Linked DNA regions of Homo sapiens: region 1 is linked to region 2. Evidence: chromatin loops called from intact Hi-C (ENCODE). Cell type or tissue: heart left ventricle. All regions are shown on one strand.

Region 1 (4,000 bases), 65 kb after region 2:
CAGCCTGGCCAGCATTGTGAAACCTGTCTCTACTAAAAATACAAAAAATTAGCCGGGCGTGGTGGCAGGCGCCTGTAATCCCAGCTACTCGGGAGGCTGAGGCAGGAGAATCATTTTGAACCTGGGAGGCAGAGGTTACAGTGAGCCGAGATCACGCCACTGCACTCTAGCCTGGGCGACAGGGTAAGATTCCACCTCAAAAACAAAACAAAACCAAACAAAACAAAATTGGGACTGTTGTTATTCCCACCCTACAACTGAGGAAGCTGAGGCCCATAAAGCCCTGGTGACTTGCCAAGGTCACATGGTAAGTGCATTTGGAGCCAGATTCAGCCCCAATGCTGCTGTCCACATGGCCCTGGTGCCGCACACTTGGGGACACCCAGAGCTCCTTGAGTTAACTGGCTTATAGCCTCAGAGTTTTTCTTTTTTTGAGACAGAGTCTCGCTCTGTCGCTCAGGCTGGAGTGCAGTGGCACGATCTCAGCTCACTGCAAGCTCTGCCTCCTGGGTTGACGCCATTCTCCTGCCTCAGCCTCCCAAGTAGCTGGGACGCCACCACACCTGGCTAATTTTTTGTATTTTTAGTAAAGACTGGGTTTCATCGTGTTAGCCAGGATGGTCTCGATCTCCTGACCTCGTGATCCGCCCATCTCGGCCTCCCAAAGTGCTGGGATTACAGGCGTGAGCCACTGCGCCCGGACAGCCTCAGAGTTTTTCTATGAAGTTGTCGGTCTTTTCTGCGTAGCTATGTAGGAGTTCTTTACATAATAAGAAAATTGGCCAGGTGCAATGGCTTACGCTTGTAATCCCAACACTTTTGGAGGCCAAGGTGAGGTGGGAGGATCACTTGAGCCCAGGAGTTTGAGGCCAGCTTGGGCAACGCAGTGAGACTCTGTTTTTACAAAAATAAAAAAATTAGCCAGGAATGGTGGTGCGCAGCTGTGGTCTCAGCTACTTGGAAAGCTGGGTGGGAGGAACACTTGAGCCTGGGAGATTAAGGCTACAGAGAGCCATGATTGCACCACTGCAGTCCAGCCTGTTTCCAAACAAAAACAACAATATATGTGTGTGCACAAGTGTGTGTGTATGTGTGTGTACATACAACAAAAAATAAAGCAAATTAACCTTTTGGCCAGGCGCGGTGGCTCGGCCTGTAATCCCAGCACTTTGGGAGATCGAAGTGGGCAGATCATGAGGTCAGGAGTTCGAGACCAGCCTGACCAACACGGTGAAACCCCGTCTCTACTAAATATACAAAAATTATCCAGGTGTGGTGGCGGACGCCTGTAATCCCAGCTACTCGGGAGGCTGAGGCAGGAGAATCGCTTGAACCCAGGAGGCGGAGGTTGCAGTGAGCTGAGATCGCGCCACTGCACTCCAGCCTGGGTGACAGAACGAGACTCCATCTCAAAAAAAAAAAAAAAAAAGAAAATTAACCTTTTATCTATGAAATGAGTTAGATATTTGTTTTCCAGTTTGCTATTTATCTTTTGGCTTTTATGCTGGCTTTGTTCATGTAGAAATCTATTTTTTGTAGCTAAGTGTACCCAACTTTTCTTGCAGAGCTTCTCAGTTATGTCAGGCTTAAAAAGATCTTGCCTTTCCAAGATTGTGTTTTACATTCTTCTATATTTTTTCCTGTAATTTGTTTCCTTTTTTATAGCTAAATCTTTAATCCATCTGGAAATTATTTTGCTGTAAGGTGTAAGAGTCAAGATCCAACCTTATTTTTGCCCTGGCAGCAAGCTGTCCATTTCTTGATGAGCTATCTTTTCCCCCCAATCTGGAATGGCCTCTATGGTGTCTGAAATTCCTGTGTATTTCTGGGCCTCTTTCTGGACTTTTACTCTGTTGTGGTGGGCATTACTTTACACTTGGAAAAGCTAAGTGACTTGGGCCAGCTCATGCAGACCATGACTTGCTTGGCCCCCGCCCCGTGTGGTGACTGCTGGCCACGGGAGTCTCCCCAGAGCCTGTGCATGGTGACATAAACGTTGTCCCACAGAGGACACTGCCAGACTTAAGCTTCAGAGAGCCCAGGTGAAGAGAGCCCCAAAGCCAGGCTGGAAGCCCACTACTCTGCTCCACCTGCAGAACACACCCCTTGCTGGGCACAAGCGAGGCCTGGGCACCACTCCAGGTCTGAGGCCAGCCAAGTCACCCCCAAATCTGAGAGTCACCACAGAGTTCCTACAGTGGCTCTGGGACCAAATCTAACGTCTGCTGTTGCAGAAAGGCAGAGAGAGGCAGCCGCCTTCCCAGACTTTTTTTTTAAAAGTGGAGTGCAGTGGTGTGATGATGGCTCACTGCAACCTTGACCTGGGCTCGAGTGATCCTCCTGCCTCAGCCTCCTAAGTAGCTGGTACCATAGGCATGTACCACCATGCCTGGCTATTTTTTTTTTTTGTAGAGATGGGGTCTCACTATGTTGCCCAAGCTGGTCTTGAACCCCTAAGCTCAAGTAATCTTCCTGCCTCGACCTCCCAAAAGTGCTGGGATTACAGGTGTGCACCACTGCCCCTGGCCCCGGCCCAGACTTTCTACCTGATTATGAGGATACCAAAGCGAACGGCTGAGCTGAGCCTGCCTCAAACCTCCAAGAGGACGTGGACGTCCAAGAGTGACTGCGGCACCGCAGTGATGTTCTAAACTCCCACTCAACCCCAGCATTGACTCAGAAACCTTCGCCAGCTTTCAGGGCACCTGAAGGCTGACAGCGAGGAAAGCCAGATCCGCCGGAGACAGGCCCTTTGCTAACCAGACCTTGGCCAGCAGAAGGGCGGGCTGTGTGCAGCTTTGAGGAACAAGAGATGAATGGAAACACACAAAAATAAAGGAAATGACAGAAAAGAAAGGCAAACCATTGCCAGAGCACATTCCGGGCGCAGCGCGGGGTCCTCCCAATTCCTGAAGTAGCCATATCTCCGCACCGGGGGATGAGCTTGTGTGGTGACTACTCAGTGCCACATATCCTCAAAGGGCAAGAAACGTTTCTGGAAGTTACCACACCCTCTTTACTCAGGGAGAAGGGACCACTGGCTTTTAGAAACCTCTTCACAAGGAGGGTCATGGGGGAAAAGAGATTTTCTACTTTATCTGCTACCATGCTAACATTTACTGAGTACTTACTACATGGCAGGACACTTCTATAATTAGGAAGTGAATAAAGGACAACAGTTCATTGTCCTAGGGATTTTAGTTAACAGGGATTGTCTCAGCTTTGATAAAAGCTTCACAACTCCAAGTGACATCTGAAACACACAACTAGTCTTCCGGCCTGGCCTGGTTTGGGTCCAGTCCCTGAGGAAGAGGGGACAGGAGGGCTCCCAGCAACCAAGGCGGGACAGAGCACTGATCTTCGCCTGGGATCTGGGCCTCCCCCTGTCCTGACTCGCTCAGACTTCATATCGCCGGCAGGTGTCCGACTGCTCCCCGCTTTGCAGAGGAAAAAGTGCTCCCATGGAAGAGGCAGAGCCAGGATGGCCCCTGGCGGCCTGGCTCCTCAGCCTGTGATCATGGCCATGGCCTGCTTTGGAGAACTCAAGGGAAGGGGACAGCAAGAAGTGCTCCCCTGGGTCACTGAGCTCTGGGCATAACAAGAGTTCCCTGGGCACCCTCTGCCGGGCTTTGTGGGAGGTGACGTGTGACGTGTGGCCTGTCCTGGGCTCACAGTGAAGATGCGGGCCAGTGATACTGAGTTCTGACCACAGTCCAGCACTGTGCTAGGGGCTTCACACCCATGACCTGCAAAAATCCGCCCAATAAACCTTTCAGATAGGAGCTGCTCACATTACACAGAAAGAAACTGAGGCTTGGAGAGCAGACTGGACTTATCCAAGGCCATGGTACTAGAGCATGGCAAAGGGACTGCTCAGGCCCCATCTGACCAACCCCAGTCGTCTTCCTCGGCTCTTCCTGCTGGGGCAGGCAGGGTGTACTGAAGACAAAAGCAAAGTGTGGGGGTGCGGGCAGACGCCTGCCAGACAGCAGGAGCAGGA
Region 2 (4,000 bases):
AGTGGGCAGAGCCTGGCCCCAGCCCTGGCGGCTCCTCCGCTTCTCCCACATGTGAGGAAAGAGCGCGGCCCCTGCGCCCCTGCGGCACACGCTGTGAAACAACCCTCCTGGGTGTGGCTCGGCTTCTCGGCTGTCCAAACAGCCTGAAGAAAAGCCCCATGCATGCTCTGGCCTCGTCTCAGCAGTTCCAGGCCATCCTTCTCGAGGGGCGGGAGCTGACCGGCATGAACCGGCCGCAGCGAGCCGCTCGAGGCCTGGTTGGCTTCGAGCTCAGGAGGGACGCACGAGCCTGCCGCTTCCGGCTCTGGCGGGGGGGGCACGTGCCCCGTCCCGTTGCCCCGGCGACCGCGGCGGTTTGTTCTCAGGCCCCGGCCTTTCTCACCGTGCGACGCCCCAACCCGCCGCTCCGCCGCGGTGGTACGCTCCAGGCCGCCAGGCCGCGAGGCCCACCGAGCGGACGCCAGTGGATGACCCGCGGCGGGGGAGGAGGAGGTGACGGCCTGGGAGCCGGAGGCGGGCCTGGGCCGGCGTTTCGGGCGAGGGGGGCACCTCGCCGCGAAGGAAGGGGCCTTCCCACGCTTCCCGCCCTGCGCCGGGCTTCTGTGGCTTTAGTTTCCTCGTTGCCGCCCAGCGCTCCACTTCTGTCCCACTCTCGACTTCCGCTCCTCCACGCTCCTTTGCCCCTTTCTGCCCCTCAGCACCCCCAAGACCCTGAGGCCGCTACCCCCCTTCCCGCCGCCCCCAGGGACCCCCTTGGCAATTGGGGAGGCCCCTTCCCCGACGCCAACAACACGCCTTTCTCCCTCACCCAGATACCATCAGCAAAATGCCAGACGTCAAGGAGAGTGTGCCCCCGAAATATCCTGGCGACTCAGAGGGCAGGTCCTGTAAGCCCGAAACCTCAGGACCCCCCCAGGAAGACAAGAGCGGCTCCGAGGACCCCCCTCCCTGTAGGTCCAGCTCGGCAGTCCCTGTGGCCCCCTAGGGGGTGCTTAGTGTGGGGGGTCCGCAGGCCCCCCCATCCCCCAAGTTTTCTCTCTTCACTATCCCTCTCTCGTTTGTCTTTCTCCGTTTCTCCCCCACCCGCCTTTACTTACAGGCCCGAGGGCAGAGGTCTTCAAAGAGTTTTTGGTTCTAGAGAAAGAAGTGACCCAAGCGTGATTACTTGAATCTGACAAGATTTGAGACTGAGTCGGTTCAAAGCCCTCCTTTGTATTGTATTTTGAATATGTAGGGGGGATTGGCAGATAGATCTGGGATTGATTTTAAAGAACCCAAATGATCCCAGACGGGAATTGGGTTTTCTCAGCGCTTTGCTAACTCAAGAAATAGTAGTGTCCTGGGCCCAGTCTCTAGCTCGGTTCTGTAGTGGGTGTTCTTTTGTGTTCTTGTTGGGGCACAAGGTCTTCTCCGCGCTTCGTGGTAGGTCCAGTCTCACTGGGACTCATGCTGTATTTCTCTTAATCTCCAGAGAACGTAACTAGTCATCAAACTGAGGAGCTGTCCGTGTGCAACAACTCAAGATAAAATTCTTGACTATTGAAATGCGAAAAATTAGATTGAGGCTTTGCGGCTGAATTAGATTGGTTTTTCTTGTGGCCACATGAGGTCGCTGCTGGTTAACTGAATGGCACCAAAAGGCATATTGGGGTCATTTCCAACAGCTATGAACCTGAGGTAGGATGAAAAATCCGTTTTTTTGTACACACAATTTAAGTTTTTGAGGTGTCTATTTAAATGAGTCCATATATAAAACAACTCTCAGTAAAATGAATAATCAAATTCCTTTTTAAAAAAATTTGAAATTTTGTGTATTAGGTTGACTTGGTTGTTATATTACTTGAAAATGTCTTTGTCCTTGGGATCTGGATTTTTAAAATCTATTTCGGTTAAATTTTATCTCTAATTTCTCTTTGAGCTCTCCTCATTCCTGAATTTTAGAGCTGTTTTGGAATTGCTTAGTGCTGTGTAACTTTTGAGCAACAGAAGTCTTATCAAGGCAGGCTATGAACTTTGATTTGTTGTAGTTGGAAAGTGTTTCTGTGTATATTTCCCTCCGTCCCTCAATAAGCTGCTGTAGTTCAATCCCCTTCTGAAGATTTTCTCTTAGCTCTCATTTAGCATTAGTGAATTAGCAGTGAGTCTGTTTACATATTTGATTGTGTTTTGCCATTTTGGCTGAAACTAAAGACTTCAGAGAGGCTGCAGAAATAAAGGGAACCTCAAGCGTCCACTTAAGGTCCAGTTCACCTTCATGTTTACCTAAGCAGAGACTCAGTGGATTTTTGGTAAAGGTCTACAATCTCCTTAACTTTTTATTTTTAAATATCGTAAGTCTGCTGGAAAGTAAAAAATAATACAGTGAATGCCCACAGTGTTAATATTCTGCCGTATTGCTTTTTCTCTCTCCCTGTATTTCCCCCTCCTGCCTTTTAAAATTGCAACGTCTTGACTTCTTTTAATTTTTGTTGTTGTTGATGGGTTTTTTTTTTTTTATAAACTAGCTGTTTTTTGAGACGGAGTCTCTGTCACCCAGGCTAGAGTGCAATGGTGCGATCTCGGCTCACTGCAACCTCCACCTCCTGGGTTCAAGCGATTCTCCTGCCTTAGCCTCCTGAGTAGCTGGGATTATAAGCATGTGCCACCATGCCCAGCTAATTTTTGTATTTTTAGGAGAGACGGGGTTTCACCATGTCGGCCAGGCTGGTCTCGAACTCCTGACCTCAGGTGATCTGCCTGCCTTAGCCTCCCAAAGTGCTGGGATTATAGGCAAGAGCCACAGCACCTGGCCTTGACTTCTTTTAATTTTTAAATTTTTGTGGGTACATAGTAGGTGTGTATATTTATCAGGTATATGGGATATTTTGATACAGGCATACAATGTGTAATAATCACATCAGGGTAAATGCGGTACACATCATCTCAAGGATTTATCCTTTGTGTTACAAACAATCCAATTATACTCTTTTAGTTATTTTAAAATGTGCAACTAAATTATTGTTGACTACAGTCATTCTGTTCTCTCAAATACTAGATCTTATTCATTCTATTTTTTGTACCCATTAACCATCTGTGCTTCCCTGCAACCCCCCAACCCCCCACCCAACTACCCTTCCCAGCCTCTGGTTATCTGTCATTCTATTCTCTATCTACATGAGTTCAATTGTTTTAATTTTTAGCTCCCACAAATAAGTGAGAACATGTGAAGTTTTTCTTTCTGTGCCTGGCTTAATTCACTTAACATAATGACCTCCTGTTCCATCTGCGTTGTTGCGGATAACAAGATCTTGTGTTGTTTTTTTGTTTTTGGCTGAATAGCACTCCATTGTGTATATCTACCATTTGTCTGTTGATGGACACAGGTTGCTTCCAAATCTTGGCTATCATAAATAGTGCTGAAATAAACATGGGAGTGCAGATATCTCTTCGATAGATTGATTTCCTTTCTTTTGGGTATATACCCAGCAGTGGGATTGCTGGATCATGTGGTAGCTCTATTTTTAGGTTTTTGAGGAACCTCCAAACTATTCTCCATAGTGGCTGTACTAATTTACATTCCCACCAACAGTGTATGAGGGTTCCCTTTCCTCCACATCCTCACCAGCGTTTGTTATTGCCTGAGTTTTGGATAAAAGCCATTTTAACTGGGGTGAGATACAAAGTCATGACTTTACCTCTAAATATTTCATCATGTATCTAAGAACAGGGGCATTCTCCTGTGTAACTTTTCTACAGTAACCTTATTTTTCCTTTTTACATTTTCAAATCTTTTTACTATAGAAAAATTATACATTTATGAAATAGAATGACTAATACAATGAGCCCCCATTTATCCATCATCCAGCTTCAACAATGATCAACTCGTGGCCAATCTTTGTTCATCTACATCTCCTCCACATCTTGGAGCCAAATAATTTTCTGTGAAAAATCATGATGCTGCATCAAAAGAGAGTGATAAAATATGATTTATTGTATACGGCTGCATTTTATACACCACGTA

The links. Hi-C counts contacts between places; a loop is a spot of excess contacts. Peaks named below come from ENCODE experiments on the same cell type or tissue, not always from the same donor. Only the 100,000 strongest peaks of a DNase experiment are listed, where the experiment ranks them.
Region 1: it touches region 2 in a loop (2.2-fold over the local background); 9 of 110 quality-filtered maps call a loop at or near these places.

The regions. Positions count from the first base shown.
Region 1 is chr6:35,072,845-35,076,844 of GRCh38, reverse strand. All of the region lies in intron 13 of ANKS1A (ankyrin repeat and sterile alpha motif domain containing 1A), which reads right to left. Among named protein-coding and RNA genes, the nearest start is that of TCP11, 66 kb to the left of the region's middle. In heart left ventricle, no CTCF peak of the experiment used is centred here; no DNase peak of the experiment used is centred here.
Region 2 is chr6:35,137,697-35,141,696 of GRCh38, reverse strand. It overlaps TCP11 (t-complex 11), which reads left to right and starts at 358. Exons shown (of 10, transcript NM_001370687.1): 1 at 358-492; 2 at 813-950. The coding sequence starts at 827. In heart left ventricle, CTCF peaks have their summits at 1,405 and 1,605 (motif pointing right); a DNase peak (open chromatin) is centred at 316; H3K4me3 peaks cover 659 bases.